4 separate regions of the Homo sapiens genome follow, and regions 1, 3 and 4 are each linked to region 2. The links are chromatin contacts, found by Hi-C or POLR2A ChIA-PET in ENCODE. All regions are on one chromosome and are shown on one strand. The core of a region is the stretch at or near the end of the contact, and the rest is flanking DNA. Distances in the headings are between cores, read along the strand shown.

Region 1 (6,191 bases), core at 1,181-3,680, 330 kb after region 2:
GGGCAGTTATCCTGGACAATCCAGGTGGGCCCACTGTCATCACAAGAGTCTTTATATGAGGAAGGTAGGACCTTCAGGGTCTGAGAAGACTGTGTGTGTCACATCAGAGAGGACCATGTGACAACAGAAGTAGAGTCACAGAAGGTGATGCGATGACAGAAGCAGAGGTCAGAGAGAAATTTGAAGCCAAAACTGTTGAATCATCTGATCTCTTGGGAGTTATGCTGTAAGATGTCATGTCTACCATCTGTTTCTGGGTGTGTTTTTCAGCACATGAAGTGTGACTGGATTATGGTTGTATACTGCAGGATTTGAAGTCTCTGATTGTTTTTGTATGCTCCAGGATGTGAGAGCTCTGAGCCATTTGTCCATGTACGTTGCTGGAGTGGAGGTCTCTGATCTGTGTGGGTGCATGTCCACGTTGTAAGGTCTCTAATCCTTTTGTCAGTGTATATCCCATGATGTGAGCCCTCTGATCTGTTTGCAGCTATATTCGTAAGATAGTTATCTGTATGTTTCTGGGTATGCGTGTGTGTCGGGGTCTGTTATCTGTATTCTCTTTATGGGTGTGACCTCCCCTAGATGTGAGGTCTCTGATTTGTTTGTCATTGTATGTTCCAGGATGCAAGATTTGTGAATGGTTTGTGGGTGTGTTTTGCAGGATTTTATGTCTGTGATCTATTTGAGGTTGTGTGTCATAGGATGTGAGGTTTCTGATCTTTTTCTGGGCAAATTTCCTAGCATGCGAGGTCTGTGAACATTTTGTCAGTGTCCCAGGCTATGTTATCTCTGATCTCTTCACATGTATTGCCAAGTGTTTAATGTCTCTGATTTGTTTCTTGCTGTTTGTTCCAGGACGTGAAATCTCATACTGTCTGTGGATATGTGTCCCAGGGTGTGTGGTCTCTGATCTGTTTGTGGGTTTGTATATCCCAGTGTTTCATTACTGTCTGTGGATTTATTTCCCAGGATTTTTTAGTGTATTTCCTAGGATGTGCATTTCTCTGGTCTTTCTCAATGTATATCCCACAGTGGACAGTATCTGTTCCCTTTGTGGGTGTATATCCCTTGGTTTATGATCTCTGATCCTTTGTGGGTTTATATTTTAGGATGTGAAGTCTCTATTGTGACTGTGGGTGTGTGTCCCAAGACGTAAATTCTCTGGCCTCTTTTTGGGTTTATGTTCCAGGATGACAGGCTCTATGTGTATTTCTAGCCTGCAAGGTCTATTACTTATTTGTGGGTGTAAGTCCAAGGGTATGAATTCTCTGATCTCTTTGAGGGTCAGCGTACCAGAATGTCAAGTCTAGTTTGGTTATGGGTGTATGTCAAGATGTGAGCTCTCTGATCTCCTTGTGGTTGTATGTCTCAGGATGTGAGGGTTCTGATCTGTTCCTGTATGTTTGTCAACAGTGTGTAATCTCTGATCTGTTTGTGGCTCTGTGTCCCAGGTTGTGAGGTTCTGACCTGTCTTTCTTTCTTTGTCCCAGCATGCGAGATCTCTGAGGTGTTTGGGTTTATGTCCCAGGAATTGAGTCTCTGGTCTCTTTGTGAGTGTGTGCCTCAAGTAATATGTGAGGTCCCTGATGTAGTCTTTGGTTTATTTCCCAAGGTGTGAGTGCTCTGATCTATTCATGGGTATATGTCCTGGCATGTGAAGTGTCTGGTATTTTTATGTGTATATGTCTCAGGGACTGAGTTCTGTGATCTGTTTGTGGGTATAAGGCCCCAGATGTTAGTTCTCTGAAATATTTGTGGGTGTATATCTCAGCTTGTGTGGTTTTTGATCTTTCTGTGAGTATGTCACAGGATGTGAGGTCCCCGTTCTTTTTGGGTGTGTGTTTCCTAGAATTTGGATTTTCTGAGCTGTGTGTGTGTGTGTGTGTGTGTGTGCGCGCGCGCGCGCACATGTCACAGGGTTGAGGTCCCTGGTCTGTTTGTTGGTGTATGTCCAGGATGTGAGTTCTCTGATCTCTTTGGGTGTGTACGTCCCACAATTTGAGGCCTCTGAATTAGTTGATACTCTGCATCCAGCATATTAATTCTCTGAAATATATTTTGGGGTCTATACCCTAAGTCTCAGAAGGATTCTGAATCCTGAATGCGAGGGTTCTGCGCTTTTTCTGGTCTACATTCCAGGGGGGTGAGTTCACTGGGCTGTTTTGCGGACTGTGTTTACCTTGTGAGGTCTCTGAGCTGTTTGTCCACTGGTGTCCTAGGATACGTGGTCCCTGAGCTCTTTTGGTTTCAAAGTCCCTTGACCTGTTTGGGATATATTTTCAGGCGTGAAGTCTCTGTTCCTTTTCAGAGGGCTCAGTCCCGGGGTTTGATATATCTGACTCATTAGGGGTTTGTTCCAGGGTTAAGGTCTCTGAGCTTGTAATGGGTGTGTGTGCGCCAGTGAGTGAGTTTTCTGAGTTGTTTGAAGGTCTATAGGTGTGAAATTTCTTAACTCTCTGGTGGTTCCTGTGCAGAGTATGATGTCTCTGAACTATTTAGCAGTCTCTCTTTTCAGGTGTGAGGTGTTTGTACCCTTGTATGAGAACTCTGATGTATTTGAGTATCACCGCCAAACTGTTTTGAGCCAATGTCCCAACAAATGAGTTATCTGTGATGCCGTGGGTTTTGTCCTAGGGTTGATTTTCCTGAGCAGTTTCAGGATCTGTTTCCAGAGTCTGATGTCTTTGTACTAATAATGTCTTTTTACTGTTTCAAGCCTCTGGAGTGCTTCACCCTCTGTGTCCCAAAGTGTCAGATCTCTGATCTCTGTATTCCTTGGTGTTGAGGTCCCTCAACTGTTATGTTTCCAAGAGTGAGACAGTTCCTGTTGAGGGAGTCTCAGTCCCAGGGTATGAGGTCTGTGACTTATTAGGGGTCTGGTTCTAGGGTTTGGGGTCTCTGAGCAGTTTGGGGTTCTGTTATCAGTTTCTGACGTCTCTCTAGTATTTGGGGGTCTATGCCCGGGTTGTATGTCACTGGGTCACTCGGCTGTTAAGGGGTCTGTATCCTAGGGTGTAAAGTTTGTCAACTCTGAGCATTTTTGCATTGTCTGTCTGCTGTGTGAGGTCTTTGGCATGTTTGTGGGTTTACTTTTCAGGTTGTGAGGTTAACTCTTTGAGGGTTTGTGTCCCATAATATGAGGTGCTTGAGCTGTGCGGGCATACTTAGCCAGGATGTGATATCTCTGAACTGTTTTCATGTCTGTCTCCCAGGTTAGAAGTTCTCTGAGTCATTTGGGAGCCTGTGTCCACAATGTGAGGTCCTAAGCCGTTTTGGGTCTGTGTTCCAGTTATGAAGTGTCTCTACTGTTTGTGGCCAACTTTGCACAAAGGTTTCAAAGCTGTTTGGTGATCTGTGTCCATGACTATCAGCCATCTGAAATCTTTCCGGATAAGGACAAAGGGCAAGTTCCATGAATGGTTTTGAGGACTGAGTCCAGGATGTGATATTCCTTAAGCATTTAGAGGTCTGCGTTTAGAGTGGGAAGACTCCGAACTGTTTGGGGGTCTGAGCCTAGGATATGAGGTTTCTAAGCTGTTTGGGGTCCGTGTCCAGGGGGTGTGATCTCAGTTCCTCAGGGTTTTTGTCATAGGGTGTGAAGTCTTTAAGCTCTATAGAGGGTTTATGTCCACACTTTCAGGTCTGTGGGGCCTCTGAGCTGTTTGGGGATCTGTCTCGGTGTATAAAGGCTGTGAGCTATTTTGGGGAACTCTATGTCCAGTATATGACATCTCTGAACAGGAATCTGTGTCCAGGGTGTGAGCCTCTGAGTAGTTTTCGGGCCTGTGTTCCAGCATAAGTGATTTTAGGGCTCTCTAGCATTGTGTCCGTGGTGCGAGGTCTCTGGGCTGTCTGGTGGTCTGAGAAGAGGTTGTGAGGTCTCTGAACTGTTGGTCCATTTTTGTCCCAGTTTGTGAGTTCTCTGAGAAATTGGTGGATCTTTATCCCTGATTGTGAAGTCTCTGAGTTTCCCGGAGGTCTGTAATCAGATTTCCACGTCTCTGAGCTCTTTGGGTGTGGGGTTACAAAGTGTGAGGTCTCTGAAGTGTTTGGTATTGTCTGTTATCAATAGAATAGAAATATATTGATTACTAGGCTGCCTTGGCTTTGAACTGTTGAGGGGTCTGTGTCAGAAGGCGTGAGGTCATGTTTGAGCTGTAAACAGATTTGTTTCCCAGGTATGAGTCCTGTGAGCAGGGTCTGTTTCCAGGCTGTGAGATCTCTAAGCTCTTGGGGTCTGCTTCAAAGACTTGAGTCTAAGTTGTTTGTGGCACTATATTCACGTGTAAGGTCTCTGGGATGTTTACTTGTCTGTTTTCTAGGGTGTCTCTGAGCAATCTGTGGGTCCCTATACAAGGTATGAGTTTTCAGAACCATTTAAGGATCTGTTTTCAAAGGGCGAGGTATCTCGGGTGTTTGGGCAGTCTGTGTCCAGGGTGTGCCAGCTCAGTTGTTTGGGGGTCTGTCCCAGGATACTAAGTCTCTGAGCGGTTTGGAAGTCAATGATCAGGGTGTGGAGCCTCCAAATAGTTTGGGTAGTGACATCTCAAGTTGTAAGGTCTTTGAGATGGTTGTGCATCTCTGTCATCAAAGGAAAGGTCTCTGATGTGTTTAAGGTCTGAATCCCAGTATATGAGGCAGTATGTGAGGTCTAAGAGCTGTTTAAGGGTCTGTAGCCCATAGTTTTCAGTGAAGCCTGTGTTACTTGCGGTGTGTCCAATTATGAGAGCTCTGAGATATATGTAGGTGTGTATCCCAGGGTATGAGGTTTCTGAGAAGTTTGGGGTCAATATTCAGGGTATATGGTCTATAAGGCCTTATACCCTAGATGCCCTGTGTATGTCCTGGTTACCCTGTGTATGAGGTCTCTGGGCTTTTTGGGATCCTGCCACCTCTGTATGAGGTCTTTGAAATATTTGGGTATCTGTCACGGCACGTGAGGTCCCTGAGCAAAAACAAAGAGCACTGGCTCCCTTTCAGATTGAGAGATGATGAAAATGAGTAAGTATATCTGAAATGTGGTCTTCATTCTCCACTTTATACCCTGGCACCATATAGGTGCTCAATAAATATTTGCAGAAAAAGTTTCCCCAGCACACACAAACTTTTCATTTTGAATGCTGGAGGCAGATTTTGGGTTCAAAGCCTTTAAGAGCAGGGAAGGTCCAGCTAGAATATTATCACATTTTAACCTTTCCATTGATGTATTCCTCTGGTTATTTTTGTTTGCTTATGGCAAGTGATTATGGTTTTTCCATTTAGACAGCAGTGGATTTGGTTTTCTCCCTCCCCACTTTGCTCCACTCCTTCTACCCTCCCCCCCACCCCCCCAGTGCTGTATAGTCCCTGAGGCCTGGGCACTTGGTCAGGCAGGAGGTGGCAGGGTCTCAGCCAGACATTACCAGTCATGGCTGGTCACCACCAATCATGGCCAGTCAAGACTGGTCAAAGCTGGTTATGGCTAGTCTAAGTTGGTCAAAGCTGATCACGGCCAGTCAAGGCCAGTTACCAGAGATCATGGCTGGTCAAGGCCAGAAACCACTGGTCATGGCTGGTCAGGATGGGTCAAAGCCAGTCATGGCCAGTCCAAACTAATCAATTATGGTCACAGCCAGTCACAGCTGGTCCAGGTTAGTCACAGCAGGCCAAGACCAGTCAAGGCTGGTCAAAGCTGGTCAAAACCAATCCATTTCAGTCCCTGCTAGTCCAGGCCAATCCAAGCCAGTCCAGGCTGATCACAGCCAGTTTAAGCAGTCAAAACTGGTCAATCCCAGTCCAAGCCAGTCCTGATTGGTCAAAACGAGTCGAGGCCAGTCACGGCTAGCTACCACCAGTCACAGCCAGTCATGACAAGTCAAAGTCGGCCAACACAGGTCAAGATCGGTCAAGTCCAGTCAAAACCAGTTACGGCCAGTCTAAACCAGTCAATTTAATTGCATTGTTTTGAGACAGGGTTTGGCTCTTTTCTGGAGACAGACAGGCTGGAGTGCAGTGGTGAGATCTCAGCTCACTGCAACCTCCACCTCCCAGGCTCAAGCAATCTTCCCACCTCAGGCTCCTGAGTAGCTGGGACTACAGGTACAGGCACATGCCCCCACACCTGGCCAATTTTTGTATTTTTAGCAGAGACGTGGTTTCACCATGTTGCCCATGCTGGTCTCGAATTCCTGAGCTCAAGCGATCTGCCTGCC
Region 2 (6,441 bases), core at 37-2,536:
AACTGACAGACCTGTGAAATAATGATGCCAATACAGGAAGGTCCAAGGTAAATGAAAGCCCGGTGAAATTCCTGGAGGCGCAACTCAGGGTGGGGTCTTGGGATGTCAGGAAAGAGGAAGGGAAGGCTGTAGGTCTGGGTGTTTTGTGAGCTATTTGCACCTGAGGATATATGAGTGAGACCCTCCGCCTTGTGCGAGCCGGCTTGCATGCGTCTGGCATACAGAAGCGCTCAGTGAATGTTGAATAAGTGAACAAATGAGTGAATCAACTAATTTTGGGAAGCTTCTTGTATGCCAAACAACCTGCTAGCACTTTTCATACATTATCTTTAATCCTCAGAACAACCCTGCCAGACAGGTATTTTGACCCCCATTTAACAGGCCAGGAAAGCTGAGGCTGGGAGAGGGGAGGTCCCCTTCCCTATTCAAACCTGGATCTTTGTGATTCCAGAAGTCGTCATTCACCGAAGGGACCAGATTCATTCACCCGTCAAGAATTTATTAAGCACATATTGCGCAGCGCAATGAACATAGTACAACCGCTCTCGATGGCATGGAACAGGCGGAATACTCCCGGAAGACCAGCTGGGCGGCTGGACTGCGGACAGCGAAAGGGGGGGGTTTCTGGCCCGCACCTTCAGGGAATGTAGCTGCCTCTGCCTCATAGTTATGGCTTTGGCTGAGAGAGCACAGCCAGATCGAGGTTGGAGCGCGGTCTAGGGCTCAGATATTACAAATATTGGCCGAAAGAGGGCGCGGTTCCGCAGCTAAAAGCTTGGCCAGGAGACCCTCCGTGCGCCGACTGGCCATCGATGCGCAGGCGCAGAGGACCCAAGGAGCGGCTTAATATTACCTTGCAGAGGGATAATTTGAGAAGAGAGGGCGTGGCTCCGAAAGCGACGCAAACATAGAGGCGTGGTTCAACCAAATCAACCCTCGCCTATTTGTCGCTGCCCCTGAGGGCGTGGTCTGGGTGCTGCTTCTCGGAATGAGGGCGGGCCGAATCGCGTTTTTCCTCCGCGTCGGAGGCGTCGCTTAGGGTGGGCCCTCGAATCGCCGTTCAGCGATTGGCCGCCTCGCTAATGGGTCGTGGCCAGACGGGCCATCCATCCCCAGTGCGGTCACTTCCTGTGGAGTTTCCCCATCCCTGGGAGGAGGGAGGAGGGGGAAGAAGACGAGGGGGAGGAGGGCGGTCGTCCGGGGTTAGGTTGAGGGGGGGCGTCGGTCCGTTCTGGGCGGGGGATGACTCACAGCCCATCCCATCTCCCCGACGCCGCCCGCCCGCGCAGTGCTAGCTCCATGGCTTAGCGGAGGAGGCGGCGGTGGCGAGCTGGGGGGAGGGGGGACTCTTATTTTGTTAGGGGGACCGGGCCGAGGCCCGACCGGCCTGGCAGGGCTCGCCCGGGGCCGGGCGTCATGTCTCATGCGGCCGAACCAGCTCGGGATGGCGTAGAGGCCAGCGCGGAGGGCCCTCGAGCCGTGTTCGTGCTGTTGGAGGAGCGCAGGCCGGCCGACTCGGCTCAGCTGCTCAGGTGCGGGGCCGCCTGGGGCTGGGAGTGCCGACTGGGGCTCCCAGGGGCCTGATCTCGGGGGCAGTGGGGGCCCCGGACTGGGATTGGAGGCCCTCGGCCTAGCCTTGGAGGACGTCGGGGCGCCCGTCTTGGGGGGGCACCTAAGGAATCCGGCAGTGGCCTGCTTGGATTGTGGCTTTATTAAAGGAGTCGTGGGAGTGCATTAAGCGGGGTCTGGGTCAGGTTTGGGGAGCCCTTGACTGCGTCTAGAGGGGCCTATTCTGGAGTATCCAGAAACTGGTCTGAGATAGCTGAACTTGGTAGACAGGGTCTCTGATTAGAGGCTGAATTCGGGGATTTTCAGTCGGACATGAGGGGAATGAATTTGAGGGGACACTGTCAGGTGAGGCACTGGTTTTAAGGGAATCCTAGAATCTTTTTTCCCTCAGTGTGGGAGAAGGGGTCCTGAGGGACAGAAGTGCTGTCTTGGGAGCTTGGTGCCTCTCAGTGACTGGTTGCTGTGTTTGGGGATAACATGAATCTGGAGGGATTTGGAGGTATCTCAGATATGCTGCCTGGGACCAGCCTTGTGAGTGCGTGTGAATGAACAAGAGAAGCAACATTCAGCAAGACTTGACCAGAATAATCCTTTCCCCTCTGCCCGCCTACCCAGCTGGGGCAGATCCCAAGGATAGTGGAAAAGCCCTCTTCCCACACCTGTTAAGGGCCTGAATGGAAGATAGACAGCCAGGCAGAGGGCGATGATGTTACCTCTTAGCTCAGAGGCCTCAGACCTTGTTTGGGAACCCAGAGGAGGCTCTTGTTCATGCTGCTACTCGCTCTAGCCTCTCAGCCCTTCCCACTCCCTAGCCCCACACCCCTTTTCTTTTTATCTTCTTTTCGATCTCCGAGCTCCTGGGGGTAATCTTGAATCTGTCCATAGAGCTGGAACGAGTACAGATTGCACCATCCCTGCCTGGGTGGATCCCCTCTGGCCTCTTCTCATCCTTACTTTCATCAATGGGCTTTGGAGCCCCAGCCCTCCCTGCTCACCCCAGTGCCCATCTCTTCCAACTTCTGTGCAATGGGTGTGTGAGCCCTGGGTGGGGGGGGGTCTTTGCCTCCTTTGTGCCTGGGATTGTGCTGAGCTCAGTGGCTCGCCCGAGCTTCCTCTTCCCAACTTCCTGGGTGGTTTTAGGGCTCCATCTGAGGGTGAGGAGAGGAAGGAAGACAGATCCTTGGGGAGGGGAGAGGATTCTTGTCAAGTGAAGTCACCAGCAATCTCTCAGCATTCTAAATGTTTAGCTAAATTGAAGGATGCATATTCATCCACGTGTGTGTTAACTGTCCCTTGCTCTCTGGGGCTGAGCAGAGCCTTTCTGTATATCGATTCACCATCTTCTAATTCCTCTGTAACAACCTAGATCATCGCAGTAGTGGACATAGTTAAAGGGATGGGTGTATATGGCTTCTTATTTTGTGCGCCAGTGGGTGTTAGTGTTGGGGGTGTGTGTGTGTTTTGATCTATCCAAAAAAACAGGAGAAGGCTGGGCAGGCTCCTCCGGTAAGAAAAGAATGCTTGTATAAAGTGGATCAACCACCCAAATTCTCCCTCTTGTAAATCCAGTCTGTTGGAGCGAGGGGAGCCTTTGATATTTCTATTTTATATTTAGGCATGTGTTGGCATCCCATGAACTCTGGCTGGGGCTGGGAGAAACTCATTTGTGAAATGGTAGATCTTTACGTCAAGTGAATTATTTCCAGTTCTCTTTGTGATGCATTCAGTTTGTGTTACAAGGGACTGTTATGCTGAGGGATGCCCCTACTTGCTCTGTGTGTGTGTGTGTGTACACACATATACCTGGGCTCACATTCAGCTGTAAAGAAAATAGCAGGGGGTTGGCCGGGCGCAGTGGCTCACACCTGTAATCCCAGCACTTTGGGAGGCCGAGGCAAGCGGATCTTGAGGTCAGGAGATCGAGACCATCCTGGCTAATACGGTGAAACCCCGTCTCTACTAAAAATACAAAAATTAGCCGGACGTGGTGGCGTGTGCCTGTAATCCCAGCTACTCGGGAGGCTGAGGCGTGAGAATCACTTGAACCCAGGAGGCAGAGCTTGCAGTGAGCTGAGATCGCACCACTGTACTCCAGCCTGGTGACAGAGCGATACTCTGTCTCAAAAAAAAAAAAAAAGTAGGGGGTATGGGGGCTGGGAGAACTCTGAATAGGAAGTCAGGAATCCTTCTATAAAGTGAATTGTTATTCCTAAATTCTGTTTTCCTCAAACCCAGGTTGTTACAGTGTGGGGGTTGGGATGCAGGCGTTCTTATTATTCTGACTCCTAAGGGACTATGAGTAACACAGTGGGGAAGGGAAAGGGGGATGGGGGAAGGAGGTGGGAATTCATGGTGGTGTGGTACCCAGCAAGGTGGCCAAATATGAGGGGCTTGTACCCTCCTCTTCGTTCTCCCCCCCTCTCTCTCTCTTTCTCTGTCTCAGGGGAGGGCTGGGGAATAAGGTCCTTCATTCAATCACTGACCACCACTCCACCTCCCCCTCAGCCTGAACTCTTTGCTTCCGGAATCCGGGATTGTTGCTGACATAGAATTAGAAAACGTCCTTGATCCTGACAGCTTCTACGAGCTCAAAAGCCAACCCTTACCCCTTCGCTCAAGGTATGTATGACTTGTCTATCTGATTCCCCTCCCAATTCCTCAGCCCTCCTCTCCCCTCTTGATGGGCAGAGGCCCTCAGTACCAGCCCAACCCATTCTTTCACCAGCCTGCGTTTTCTAGGTGGTAAAATTAGGGACCAGAAAGAGCATGTCACACAGGAAAGTAGGTGGCCAAGCTAGGATTCCAGTATCTCTGTCAAGACCTCCCCTGCCTGCCCCCAGCCCACCTGCACACCCATTCATATGCAAGTGTTTCAGCCTCAGGTGTTCCAGCCGGCCTGGAGTGCTCAGAGATAGGGCGTGGCCTGCTTAAACTCATGTCCCCGGGTGGGCGGGGACATGCCTCTAGCCCCAACTCAGTCCCTTCCCACACTACCAACTCACCCACCCTCAGCCCTTGAGGAGCCCCTGCTGGTCTCTTCTTTCCCCAAGCTTGGAAGTCTAAATGTGCTGAGTCATCGGCCCGGGCTCTGAGAGAGGGGAGGGGAGGGGGAAGAGGGGCAGGAAGAGAGTATTGTGAAATCTCCGAGGTTTTCAAGACTGACTAGCTCCTGGGACCAGAGGCCCAGGCAGGGGAAGAAGAGGAACCTGGGGCTTCTCCTATCACCTGACGCCCACCCCCAGGAGCTCAGAGAGCTTCTCTAGCCTCACATTGGGCTTAGGAGCCCTCTGTATCCACATTCTGCTGCCAAAGCCTCAATTCTGCTTCTTCTGCTCTCCTGTAAATAGGACAAACCCCCCCTTGCAGAGCTGAACAATAGCATCTCCACTTAATATGTGAACAGGCTCAAATCTAGGCTTCACCATAAGGACCAAAGGCTAAAACTCCCCCACCAGACTGACCTCCAGTGTGTCCCCCATCAGACTGTGACCCCTGAGAGCCATCACCAAGCCTGGTTCCTGTGTCTCTGCTTCTACATTGTGGCCTCGGAAGGCAGAGAACAGGCCTGGTTCCTGTGTCTGCTCCGTCACGCTAAGACCCTTTAGGCTTGGGATGAGACTTTTAGCTTACCTAAAATATGGCCCCATATTTCCCATTCCACAGCCTCCCAATATCACTGCAGGCCACACCAGCCACCCCAGCTACACTCTCTGCATCGTCTTCTGCAGGGGGCTCCAGGACCCCTGCCATGTCGTCATCTTCTTCATCGAGGGTCTTGCTGCGGCAGCAGCTAATGCGGGCCCAGGCGCAGGAGCAGGAGAGGCGTGAGCGTCGGGAACAGGCCGCCGCGGCTCCCTTCCCCAGTCCTGCACCTGCCTCTCCTGCCATCTCTGTGGTTGGCGTCTCTGCTGGGGGCCACACATTGAGCCGTCCACCCCCTGCTCAGGTGCCCAGGGAGGTGCTCAAGGTAAGGTGAGATCCAGAGGCCCTGGGAGGGGGCTCCTGGTGACTGAGGAGTGATCCTAGGAGCTAGGGATGGCCTCGATGCACTGGTGATTTGGGGGCAAGGTCTTAGGGGCTCTAAGGAAGGTCCCTGGTACTGTTTAAATTATCTGTGTTCATGTCTCATGTGTTTTGGGTTTCTGAGATGATCTTGTGAAATTGCGAGGAGTTCGTGGGGGCCATGAGGATGTCTTGGTGGACCATGGAGGCTCATGAGTGCCCCAAGTGGGCCCTGGCTTTGTAGGAAGAGCTTCATGTGTGTGGGATACATTAGTTCTTTGGCCATTAGGGGGTCTTGGGAAGCATTGTATGGTTCCCAGGTCTATTAGGTGGTGTCAGAGACTAGGTGGGGAATCTTGGGGACTGTGACAGGGTTTTCCAGAAACTACGAGGGATCCTGTCAGTCATGGGTGGATCTTGGCAGCTGTGAAGGATTTCTGAGAAAGAGAGTTTGGGTCCTGGGGGAGACTCGCTAATATTTTTGGGGTGTTCTCAGATTCTGGGCCCAGCTTGTCTGCGTGAGTCTAGGCACCAATGAGTTAGGAGGGTCAGGCTGGGGCTCAGAATTCACCCCTTTGAGTCCTGTTCTGCCTTGTCCCCTCTCTTTCCTTGTCTACCTTATTTCACAGGTGCAGACCCATCTGGAGAACCCAACGCGCTACCACCTGCAGCAGGCGCGCCGGCAGCAGGTGAAACAGTACCTGTCCACCACACTCGGGCCCAAGCTGGCTTCCCAGGCCCTCACCCCACCGCCGGGGCCCGCAAGTGCCCAGCCACTGCCTGCCCCTGAGGCTGCCCACACTACCGGCCCCACAGGCAGTGCGCCCAACAGCCCCATGGCGCTGCTCACCATCGGGTCCAGCTCAGAGA
Region 3 (5,663 bases), core at 438-2,937, 410 kb after region 2:
GGAGAATCGTTGGAACCCGGGACGCGGAGGTTGTGGTGAGCTGAGATCGCATCATTGTACTCCAGCCTGGGCAACAAGATGGAAACTCAGTCTCAAAAAAAAAAAAAGGGGGGGCCGGGCGCGGTGGCTCACGCCTGTAATCCCAGCACTTTGGGAGGCCTAGGCAGGCAGATCACCTGAGATCAGGAGTTTGAGACCAGCCTGGCCAACATGGTAAAACCCCGTCTCTACTTAAAAAAACAAAAATTAGCCAGGCGCGGTGGCGGGTCTGTAATCCCAGCTACCCGGGAAGCTAAGGCAGGAGAATTGCTTGAACCTGGGAGGTGGAGGTTGCAGGGAGCCGAGATCAAGCCACTGCACTCCAGCCTGGGAGACAGAGTGAGACTGTCTCAAAAGTAAATAAATAAATAAATATAAATAAAATTGTAAAATATGCATTCACAAGTTAGTGTTACTGGAAAACTGCATGTTATGTAACAGTATGTACAGAAGTGAAAAAGTACAACCAAAATGATATATCACCAAAATTAAAAACACAAAAATTTAAGATAAAAACAAAATGACACGTACAAGTAAACCGTTTTTTTTAATTTATGTAAATATAAACACGGACATTTAGAAATATACACATTGAAAGGACAGAGATGAGAAATTATTCCTTGGGTGTTGGGTGTCTGTTTGCCATTTATTTCTATAATGTAGTTCCCTCTTTTCTGAAAAACTTGCAACCAACGTGGATGACTTTTCCAAAGAGAAGAGGGACCCAGCATGGTGGCTCATGCCTGTAATCCCAGCACTTGGGAGGTCGAGGCAGGTGGATCATCTGAGGTCAGGAGTTCGAGACCAACCTGGCCAACATGGCAAAACCCCTATCTCTATTAAAAATACAAAATTAGGTGAGTGTGGTAGCAGGCACTTGTAATCCCAGCTACTTAGCAGGCTGAGGCAGGAGAATTGCTTGAATCCCGGAGGCGGAGGTTGCAATGGGCCAGGATCGCGCCACTGCACTCCAGCCTGGGTGAGAGAGTGAGACTCCGTCTCAAAAAACAAACAAACAAAAAAACACAGAAGAGAAAACACTCTCTGAAATGGAAGTAAAGGGACTAGAAAACAATGGGAAGCTATTTAGTAGTAGGGGAAAGGGCTATTTTCCAATGGCGAGTGACAAAACCACAAGGCAAAACTGTCCCTCCCCCTCCAACTGGAGTCCATACAGGGACGCATGCACACGGGCACACGTGTGTCCCTCTGTGAGCGTTGTATGGTGCACACTGATAGACTGATGGGGACCCTCTGACCATTCCTGTGAGGACTTGAGCCAAAAAGCTACTTCTCTCTTGGCACACCTGGCCTAGCCCAGTGTGCTTTTGAAACTCTAGGAACCATTGGAGTCCACTGGAGGGCTTCTGAAAACACCAACTGCTGGGCCCCAGGCCCACAGCTTCTGATTCAGTGGGTCATGGGTGGGGCCTGGGAGTATGCATTTTTAATAGATTCCCAGCGAGGCAGCTGCTGCCTGCCAGGGAACCCCACTTTGGGAACCACTGGACTAGTGTCTGGGTCAGCGAATAGAGGAGGCCACCCGGAGGCCAGAAGGTGCCTGAGGCCCTGGGCTTCATGGCTGGTGGCTGGAGATGCCCTCCTCCAGGCCTGGAGCTTCCTCAACCTGACAACTTGCCAATAAGGGAAATGGGCGCGATCTAACGTGCCGCGAACTAGTGCAGACTCACAGCCTAGGTCGAGTAGGAATGGAATTCTAGAAATGATATATGCCAAGAGTTTGCAGTGTAGACCTCAGAATCATCTCAGATTCAAAGAGGAAACCAAACGACTGCAGCAGCAGCAGCAGCAGCAGCAGCAGCAGCAGCAGGGAACAGGTTGGCTACAGAGCCAGTGGTCACACCCGGCTTTCTGCAGCCTTTCTGGCTCCGCAGCATTTTTTTCAGAGCTTAAGGGCGGGAGGAGATGCTGTATATTTAGGGGTGGAGTGAGGAATAGCGGAGCATTCCGGCATTTCTGGAGTAACACTGCCCCCAAGAGCAATCTGTGATAAAGCCTCAAGCTATGTGGACAAACAACATGAAAGGCGAGGTAATGAAAAAAAGATCCAGAAAGATCCAGCAGCCAACTTGACGATCCTCGCTGATTGAAGATTAAAGCACTATGAGCGCAGCTAGGTTCAAATAGCGGTTCTGCCACTTACTCACTTTGTGACCCTGGGCAAATTAGTCAACTTCCCTGTGCCTCAGTTTCCCCTACTTGTACTTCATGGGGGATTAATGAACTAATATATGGAAAGTATTCAAAGCATTTCTGCTGACTACAGAAACTCTTTACAATTCTCCCAGAAATAATCCAGGTCATCATGCATTTGCCCACATTCCATCTTTGTCAGGAATTGTAGGCCAAAATGTTCTTTTTTTATTTTAATTTAATTTTAATTTTTTTTTGAGATGGAGTCTCCCTCTGTCTCCCAGGCTGGAGTGCAGTGGCGTGATCCGGGCTCACTGCAACCTCCACCTCCCAGGTTCAAGGAATTTTCCTGCCTTAGCCTCCCGAGTAGCTGGGATTACAGACGCCCGCCAACATGCCTGGCTAGTTTTTATGTTTTTTTAGTAGAGACGGGGTTTTGCCGTGTTGCCCAGGCTGGTCTCCAACTTCTGACTTCAGGTGATCCGCCTGCCTCGGCCTCCCAAAGTACTGGGATTGTAGATGTGAGCCACTGCAACCGGCCCAAAATGTACTCTTTTTTTTTTTTTTTTTTTTTTGAGGCAGTCTCACTCTGTCGCCCAGGCTGGAGTGCAGTGGTGCGATCTCGGCTCACTGCAAGCTCCGCCTCCTGGGTTCACGCCATTCTCCTGCCTCAGCCTCCCGAGTAGCTGGGACTACAGGTGCCCGCCACCACGCCCGGCTAATTTTTTGTATTTTTAGTAGAGATGGGGGTTTCACCGTGTTAGCCAGGATGGTCTCGATCTCCTGACCTCGTGATCCGCCCGCCTCCGCCTCCCAGAGTGCTGAGATTACAGGCGTGAGCCACCGCGCCCGGCCAATGTACTCGTTTTTTAAAGACAATGCTTAGTTATAGTTCTCCACAATTAAACCCAGCACAGTGGCCAGGAGTGGTGGCTCATGTAATCCCAGCACTTTGGGAAGCCAAAAGGATCACTTGAGACCAGGAGTTCGGGACCAGCCTGAGCAATATAGGGAGACACCCACCCCCCCCACCTGTCTCTATTTTCAAAAATAAAATAGGCCAGGTGCAGTGGTTCAATGCCTCTAATCCCAACATTTTGGGAAGCTGAGGAGGGAGGATTGCTTGAGTCCAGGAGTTTGAGACCAGCCTGGGCAACATGTTGAGGTCCCATTGCTACCAAAATTTTTTAAAAATTAGCCAGGTGTGGTGGTGCATGCCTGTAGTCCCAGCTACTTGGGAGACTGAGGTGGGAGGATCACTTGAGCCCAGGAAGTCAAGGCTCCAGTGAGCTGAGATCATGCCACTGCACTCCAGCGTGGGTGACAGAGCAAAGACCCTGTCTCAAAACAAACAAATAAATAAAATACAGTAAAATAAAATTATAATAAAATAATATAAAATATAAAGACATTAGTTGGGTGTGGTGGTTCGTGCCTGTAGTCTCAGCTACTCAAGAAGCTAAGGTGGAAGGATCGCTTGAGCCCAGGAGTTCAAAGCTGCACAATGAGCTATGAGCACACCAGTGCACTCCAGTCTGGGCGACAAAGTGAGACGCTGTCTCTAAAAAAATTTTTTTTAATTAAATTAAAATAAAAGAAATTTTTAAGGTCAGGTCTGGCTTTTTTTAAAAAAAAGTCATGAGTCATACTCTCAATATAGGCATAGAACACTGTTTACAGCTTTTGCCTCCATAAAATTATTTTTCTGTTATGGAAAATTTCAAGCGTATAAAAAAGTAGAGAGAACAATACAATAAATCTCCATGTAGTCATCACCTAGTTCAACATTTATCAATTCACAGCCAATGTTGTTTCTTTTATGTCCTCTACCCACATCCCCACTGGATTATTTTGAAGCAACACCCAGATATTACATCATTTTACCCATGAATCTCTCAAGATGTTGCTGTAAATGATAAGAACTTTTCCTTTTTTTGTTTTTTTTTTTTGAGACAGAGTCTTGCTCTGTTGCCAGGCTGGAGTGCAGTGGTGCAATCTCGGCTCACTGCAACCTCCGTCTCCCAGGTTCAAGCAATTCTCCTGCTTCAGCCTCCCGAGTAGCTGGGACTACAGGTGCACACCACCACGCCCAGCTAATTTTTGTATTTTTAGTAGAGTCGGGGTTACACCATGTTGGCCAGGATGGTCTCCATCTCTTGACCTTGTGATCCGCCCGCCTCAGCCTCCCAAAGTGCTGGGATTACGGGCGTGAGCCACCGCGCCCGGCCCAAATGATAAGAGCTTTTAACAAGTTAGCAGTAAATCATGATCATATCTCAAAAATAATAATTCTTTAATCAATTATCTAGTCAGTTACTTTGTCTCTCTCTTTATTTATCAGTTTTCAGAATGAGTTGGTTCACTAGCATCCTCCAAAGGTGGCCAGGGAGATTTTGTGGCATCATTCTGCCCTGAGGGCTAGGTGATGTATTTCAATCTATTGCAGTTATTGTTCTTTTTGATGCTCAAATTGCCCCATCTTTGGCCAATGGGAGCCTTTGAAACTTGCTTGATATGACCCCAGTAATCTATAACTTCCTTTTGATATGATGCAATTTTTAAATAATACATAATTTTATATAATAATGATTATACAATGATACTGTGTTTGCATGGTTCTCAATAATAGTACAGTATATTCAAAAGATAAATAATAATAATATGGGCCAGGCGCAGTGGCTCACGCCTGTAATCCCAGCACTTTGGGAGGCCAAGGCGTGTGGATCACGAGGTTAGGAGATCAAGACCATCCTGGCTAACACGGTGAAACCCCGTCTCTACTAAAAATACAAAAAAATTAGCCGGGTGTGGTGGCGGGAGCCTGTAGTGCCAGCTACTCGGGAAGCTGAGGCAGGAGAATGGCGTGAACCCGGGTGGCGGAGGTTGCAGTGAGCCGAGATCGTGCCACTGCACTCCAGCCTGGGCGACACAGTGAGACTCCGTCTCAAAATAATAATAATAATAATAATAATATGGTATATTTAGATAAATCTAGCTTCTATCCCTGTCTCCTCAACCTTCTTCCCTCTCCCTCCACCCATAAGAAACTATTTTATCTTTTTTTATTCACCCCTTTATAAATAGCTGTTTATATATTTTTGGTTTACTCATCCATTAAAAATATGCAGACAGCTATTTTTTTAAGTAAATTTACAAAGTAAAAACAAAACAAAAAAAAAAACCACACACACAAAGAGCAAATTCCTAGCCAAAAAAAAAAAAAATCCTGGATCAAAATGTATATAAATGTAAAACTTTGATAAATACTGTGAAACTTTTTCTAAAATGCTTGCTGAATTTTATACTGCCACCTGTTATATATTATCAGTTTTCCTCATACTCTTGACAGCACTGGATATTATAAAACGTGAGAGAGCTAAATCTTTTTTCCCTGAGCTATTGGAGTTTTGTGGTTTTATTTTTGTTTTAAAAAATCCAAGTTTGGCCAGACCTGGTGGCTCACACCTGTA
Region 4 (5,854 bases), core at 376-2,875, 310 kb after region 2:
ATAAGATCTCAGAACACTTTTCAGGGCTGGTTCTCAGGTTATGAGGCCATTCTTTGAGCATTTTTTCCCACTTGCTTTGCCTCCATTAACAGCATGTCCTTTAGGTGGTCTCTCCAGGCAGTACAGGTGGGTCACCTTCATTTTGTTTGTGTCCAGGCCTCTGAATTGTTTTGTGGTCTACGTGGAGTTATGTGGTCTCATGGTGGGCATGGTGGCTCACGCCTGTAATCCCAGTACATTGGAAGGCCCAGGCCAGTGGATTGCTTGAGCCTAGGATTCGAGACCAGCCTGGGCAACATGGTGAAACCCCGTCTCTAGAAAAAAATACAAAAATTAGTCGGGTGTGGTGGCCTGCTTCAGTAGTCCCAGCTACTGGGGAGGTTGAGGTGGGAGGATTGCTTGAGCTGGGGAGGCGGAGGTTGCGGTGAGCTGTGATCACGCCACTGCACCCCAGCCTGGGTGACAGAGTGAGACCCTGCAAAAAGAGTATGTGGTCTCTGTCCAGATTTAATCTATATCCCAGGTGGTGAGGTCTCCGAGCTGTTTTGGAGTCTGCGTCCAGGATATGAGGTATGTAAGGTGTTTGGGATTTGTTTTCCCAGCGTGCAACGTCCCTGAGGTGTTTCGGCCTTTGTGTCCCAGGGTGAGGTCTCTGAAATGTTTGTAGGATTTTGTGACGAGGATGAGACCTATGAAATGACTGGGAATCTATTAAGATATGTTCCATTATTGAGTTCTCTAATTTTGTTTTGTGGTCTGTGTTCAGTGTGAGTTCCCTGAACTGTTTTGGACTCTGTATCCCACGGTGTGAGATCTCTGAGCTCTTTTGTGCTCTGTGTGCAATGATGTGAACTCCCTGAGCTATCTGGGTGTTTCCAGTAATGAGGTCTCATTCTGTTTCACAGCCAGCTGGTACTCTATGGTATAATCGCCTTTAAGCATTTGCCGTTTTCTCCCTTAGTTGTTTGCTCCTTCCATTCTTGTGCACACAGGACTGTGCACGTATGTATGATTATTTCCTTAGAACACATACTTAAAAGTGAAACTGCCACGCCAAAGGAGTCATTTATTCAACAAATCCCCTTTTGAGCACCTACTGTGTGCAGGGCAGTTTCAGGCAGAGACTTTGGGGGGTCTAGAAATACACATATCCCTCCCTACCTTCGTGGTGGTGACATTCCAGTAAGGAGGGGTGTCTGCTTTTTATTTTGATAAATGCTGCCACACAAAGGCAGACTTCCATCAGTGGCCTCGGGAATGAATGCCCATTAATGGGCGGTGGCTCTGCAGCAAGGGTTTGGACGCTTGGGCCTTTGCTCTCAAACGAATCATCAGGGTATGGGGCAGGGACAGTGCTCTGGGGGACGTCGGTTGGGGGAGACAGGGCTGGAACGTGGGCAGGAGGAAGGCATGAAAGAGTCCATTTAGTTCTTTTGCGGTGAACTGAAGATTGATTCACTTGACACTGACATGAAAGAGTCCTTGTCGCACACACAAGGGGAGCGTGAGCGGTGGGAATGAAGGGTTAACGACTAGACTGTGCAGCTCCAGGACCATACCACTACGGTCATGGGAGGTACCACAGGGGAGGGGTCGTGTATTTCGGAAGATACCATTGTACTAGTGGAGACACGAAAGGTCTCCTCATCCCGCGAGTGGATCGGCCTCCACCCTAGACCGAGGAGAGAATGGCTCTGCCTGGACCGACCCCCGCGCCGGGCGGACCCGATCTTCGGCCTAAAGCGTCCACCTGTCTGGAAGCCGCCGCCACCAAGCTTTTATTAATATATCCGTTCCCGCCGGGTTGGCTATACAGATGCGAATCAACTCCGGGGGTGGGGTGAGGAGGAAGGCCGCGGAGCGGCGATTGCTTCCTGGACGAGTTGCGTAGGGCGGGACAAAGTCTTGCCCTGAGCTCTGATTGGTCACCGCGAGACTGCCTACCTAAGCTCTTCCAGGGTACCGAGGTTTTCCGGAATCACTAAGAGGCTACAGGCCGGGTCCTTCGGCTCCGCGTTCCTATTGGCTGCTGTTTCGGCGCAAGCGCTTTGGCTCCTGGGTTGGCGTTCAGGGTTGCCGAGGCAGGGCTTTGGCTACTGGAGATCGTAGGTTCGAATCCCGTCTGGGAAGTTCAACTTGTGCACCTGTAAAAGAAGCTGGCATTATTGGCTTGTACTCAAGGGCTGGCACAGAGTGTGTCGGGTAATCTTTTCCATTTTCTTTTACCTATTCTTTCTTTTTTTAAGCAATGCCTATTGCATCCCATTATATTGATTTCAGGACCCACTCACCGTTCACAACAGCACTAAGAAAAATTCTTCAGGGTCCCTGGCATTTGTCTTTCAGGCTACCTGTAGGTCTGAGTCCAGCAGATAAGATTCAAGGTGATCTCATGATCCTCCTCCAGGCCAGCCCCCATCTCCCAGAAGAGGGTGATTTGGAGGCTTCCCTCAGGACCAGGCCTGACTAGGAGTGTGATGGGGTGGGCTATAAGTGATTAAAAGAGAGATGCATGGTTTCACGCTCTGGGATGCTGAAGAGCTTGTGGCAACTACAAGGAGAATTTTGGAAGGTGGGGGCAAGACTTAAAAGAGTACGCTTTTAAATGATGGGATTTTAAACATCAGACAGGGGAGGTGTTTGGCTGGTGAGGTAGGTAGGTAGTAGGAAGAAAGTGATTCTCAAGTCAAGTCAGCTCATCATAGGGTAGTTATTACACTCTGCAGTTTGGAGGACTGTGTGCAGGATGTGAAGTCTGATTTGTTTTGGAATCTCAGTTCAGGGTATGACTTATAAAAAGACTGTGAAGTCTCTTTGCTGTTTGAAAATCTGTGTCTCAGAGGTTTAGGTGTTTGAGATCTTTGTGGGTCTCTGTCCCAGGGTTGGTTTCTTTTTTCTTTCTTTTTTTTTTGTTTTTTTTTGTTTTTCTTTTCTGTTTTTCTGTTTACGTTGGTCCAGAATGTCCCAAGGTTTCTAAGCTGTTTATGGATCTTTGTCCCCGGATGTGCAGAGTTTTTTTTTCTTTTCTTTTTTTGTGTGTCTTTACTTTTATTTATTTATTTTTGAGACAGGATCTTGCTCTGTCACCCAGGCTGGAGTGCAGTGGTGTGATCTCGGCTCACTGCAGCCTCAACTTGCCAATCTCAGGTGATTCTCTCACCTCAGCCTCCTGAGTAGCTGGGACTACAGACACGTGCCACCACACCCGGCTAACTTTCTTTATTTTTTGTGGAGGTGGGATTTTACTATGTTGCCCAGGCCTTTTTGTATGTTTTTAGGGGCAGGGTCTCTCTCTGTTGCCCAGGCTGGAGTGCAGTGGTGCAATCATGGCTCACTTCAGCCTCGACCTCTGGCTCAAACAATCCTCCCACCTTAGCCTCCTGAGTAGCTGGGACCACAGGTGCGTACCACCACACTTGGCCCGGCTATTTTTTTTTTTTCTTGTAGGCTGGGCACGGTGGCTCACACCTGTAATCCCAGCACTTTGGGAGGCCAAAGTGGGTGGATCCCTTGAGCCCAGGAGTTCGAGACCAGCCTGGCCAACATGGTGAAACCCTATCTCTACAAAAAAAAAAAAATTAGCCGGGTATGGTGACACGTGTCTGTTGTCCCCAGCTACTCAGGAGGTCAAGGCTGCAGTGAACTGTGATCTCACCACAGCACTCCAGCCTGGGCAACAGAGCAAGACCCTGTCCCAAAATAATTTTTTTTGCGTGTGGAGACAGGGTCTCCCTCTGTTTCCTAGGCTGGTCTCAAACTCCTGGGCTCAAATGATACTCCTGACTCAGCCTCTCAAAGTGTTGGGATTACAGATGTGAGCCACCACACTCAGCCTTTTTTTTTTTTTCTTAAAATTGATTTTCATTTTTCTTTTATTGGCATTTCTGTGACTGCTAGAAGGGCTTAACATTGTTTTCTGTGCTTGTTGGCAAGATGTATCTAAGTTTTGTTTTGTTTTGTTTTGAGACAGGGTCTCACTATGTTGCCCAGGCTGAGTACAGTGGCATGCACATGGCTCACTGCAGCCTCGACCTCCTGGGCTCAAGCAGTCCTCCCACCTCAGCCTCCTGATCTTGAGTAGCTGAGACCACAGGCATGTGCCACCACACTCCACTAATTTTTTTATTTTTTGTAAAGACCACGTCTCACCATGTTGCCCAGGCTGGTCACGAACTCCTGGACTCCTGTCTTACCCTCCCAAAGTGCTGGGATTACAGGCATGAGCCACTGCACTTGGCCTTATTTAAGTTTTCTAAATTCCCTTTTACGTCCTGTGATCATTTTTGTTAAAATTTTTATTTTATTTTATTTTTTGGACACAGGGTCTTGCTTTGTCACCCAGGCTGGAGTGTACTGGCGTGATCATGGCTCACTGCAGCATCGACCTCCTGGGCTCAAGCAATCCTCCCACCTCAGCCTCCCAAGTAGCTGGGAATACAGGTGTGTACCACCACCCTTGGCTAATTTTTGTATTTTTGTAGAGAAGGGGTTTCACCATATTGCCCAGGCCGGTCTCCAACTTCTGAGCTCAAGCGATCTACCCACCTCAGCCTCTGAAAGTGCTGGGATTACAGATGTGAGCCACTGCGTCCAGCCTTTAACATTTTTTAAATTTTAAAAGCATTTTAGACTTAAAAAAATTATAAAAATAGTGCAGAGAGTTCTTATATACTCTTTTTCTCCTAATGCTTACTTATATAATCTTAGTACAATTTTTAAAATCAGGAAATGAATGACACGGTTATTTATGAGCTGTTGTTCACCGGTTTGTGTCCAGGGTGTGAAATATCTGAGCTCTTTGGACCCAGAGCTCTCTTGGGTTTTGTGTCTCATGATGTGATGTCTCTGAACATTTGGTATATGTTTTTAGATGCTAGGTCTTTCGTCATCTTGGTAGTCTTTGTCCCAGAGTATGATGTCTTTGACCTGTTAGTAGTCTCTTTAGGCTTGTCTTCTCTGGGCTGTATGGGCTTCCATGTTCAAGGTGTGAGGTTTCTGAGCACTTTGAAGGACTATGTTCAAAGATGTGTATACTGTCAGCTGGTTTTTATTGTCTTCTATCAGAGATAATGAGGTCAATAAAAACTTTTCGGTTCTGTATCCAGGGCAGGGTTCCTCAGCCTTGGGACTGTTGACATTTTGGACCAGAAAATTCTTTGTTATGGAGGGCTGTTCTGTGCATTGTAGGGTCTATTGTATTTGTTTACTAGGGCTGCTGTCATGACAAAGTACCACAATCTGGGTAACTTAAATAGCAGAAATGTATTGTCTCACAATTCTGGAGGCTGGAAGTGTGAGATCAAGATGTTGGCAGGGTTGGTTCCTTTGGGGCCTATGAGGGGAATGTGTGCCCTGCATCTTTCCTAGCTTCTCATGCCTGCTGGCAATCTTTGCTGTTCCCTGGTGTCTGCTGCATCACCCCATCTCTGCTTTCATCTTTACCTTGCATTCTCCCTGTGTGTCTTGTGTCCAAATTTCCGCTTTTTATAAAGACACCAGTGGCGCAGGATTAGGGGCCCACTCTACTCCAGCATGATCTCTAACTTAACTAATTACATCTGCAACAACCCTATTTCCAAATAAGGTCACATTCTGAGGTACTGGGGTTTAGGACTTCAACGTAGGAATTTTGAGGGGACATAATTTCACCCATAAGAGACGTTTAGCATGAGAGAAAAAGGGAGGGAAGAAGGGAGCAGCCTCTGACACCCAGAAGCAGGCCCGGCCCCCATAGGTAGGCCATGTTATTCTCCTAACGGACGTGAACAATCTCACAGAATACCAGCGTCAGGTAAGGTTAGTCTGAGACCATGATAAAATCGACAGAGCTTGGCCGGATGAGGTGGCTCACGCC

What was found. Hi-C counts contacts between places; a loop is a spot of excess contacts on that map. ChIA-PET counts read pairs that join two places held with the same protein, here RNA polymerase II (POLR2A). Pooled maps may share reads with other maps.
Region 1: a pooled map shows a loop between it and region 2 (4-fold over the local background). The contact joins the enhancer-like site here to the promoter of TFE3 in region 2. A Hi-C loop is called at or near these places in 5 of 50 pooled maps. POLR2A ChIA-PET finds 5 or more read pairs at or near these places in 2 of 52 experiments (Panc1 and activated CD4-positive, alpha-beta T cell).
Region 3: a loop to region 2 is called in a map of K562, with 8 times the contacts of the local background. The contact joins the enhancer-like site here to the promoter of TFE3 in region 2. A Hi-C loop is called at or near these places in 6 of 168 maps with a recorded cell type or tissue (B cell, CD4-positive, alpha-beta memory T cell, CD8-positive, alpha-beta T cell and 3 more), 7 of 37 single-sample maps with no recorded cell type and 13 of 50 pooled maps. POLR2A ChIA-PET finds 5 or more read pairs at or near these places in 4 of 52 experiments (HEK293T, Panc1, activated CD4-positive, alpha-beta memory T cell and 1 more).
Region 4: a loop to region 2 is called in a map of CD8-positive, alpha-beta T cell, with 12 times the contacts of the local background. The contact joins the enhancer-like site here to the promoter of TFE3 in region 2. A Hi-C loop is called at or near these places in 3 of 168 maps with a recorded cell type or tissue (B cell, CD8-positive, alpha-beta T cell and naive thymus-derived CD4-positive, alpha-beta T cell), 6 of 37 single-sample maps with no recorded cell type and 14 of 50 pooled maps. POLR2A ChIA-PET finds 5 or more read pairs at or near these places in 5 of 52 experiments (HEK293T, K562, activated B cell and 1 more).

What each region holds. Positions count from the first base shown.
Region 1 is chrX:48,709,275-48,715,465 of GRCh38, reverse strand. No RefSeq gene overlaps it. Among named protein-coding and RNA genes, the nearest start is that of SUV39H1, 16 kb to the right of the region's middle. RefSeq lists an enhancer at 2,094-2,388. Within about 2 kb of position 2,430, at least 4 of the 41 ENCODE cell types and tissues checked have a DNase peak (open chromatin) inside an H3K27ac peak, as active enhancers do.
Region 2 is chrX:49,038,202-49,044,642 of GRCh38, reverse strand. It overlaps TFE3 (transcription factor binding to IGHM enhancer 3), which reads left to right and starts at 1,286. Exons shown (of 10, transcript NM_006521.6): 1 at 1,286-1,532; 2 at 4,075-4,188; 3 at 5,233-5,536; 4 at 6,201-6,441. The coding sequence starts at 1,417. RefSeq lists a silencer at 1,316-1,555 and enhancers at 1,097-1,960, 4,505-4,799.
Region 3 is chrX:48,627,880-48,633,542 of GRCh38, reverse strand. The region is part of intron 1 of LOC107985695 (a long non-coding RNA gene); the gene reads right to left. Among named protein-coding and RNA genes, the nearest start is that of WDR13, 33 kb to the right of the region's middle. RefSeq lists an enhancer at 1,646-1,715. Within about 2 kb of position 1,687, at least 2 of the 41 ENCODE cell types and tissues checked have a DNase peak (open chromatin) inside an H3K27ac peak, as active enhancers do; they include CD8-positive, alpha-beta T cell, where a contact is called at or near this core.
Region 4 is chrX:48,733,387-48,739,240 of GRCh38, reverse strand. No RefSeq gene overlaps it. Among named protein-coding and RNA genes, the nearest start is that of GLOD5, 25 kb to the left of the region's middle. RefSeq lists enhancers at 1,460-1,509, 1,560-1,819, 2,010-2,139. Within about 2 kb of position 1,625, at least 26 of the 41 ENCODE cell types and tissues checked have a DNase peak (open chromatin) inside an H3K27ac peak, as active enhancers do; they include CD8-positive, alpha-beta T cell, where a contact is called at or near this core.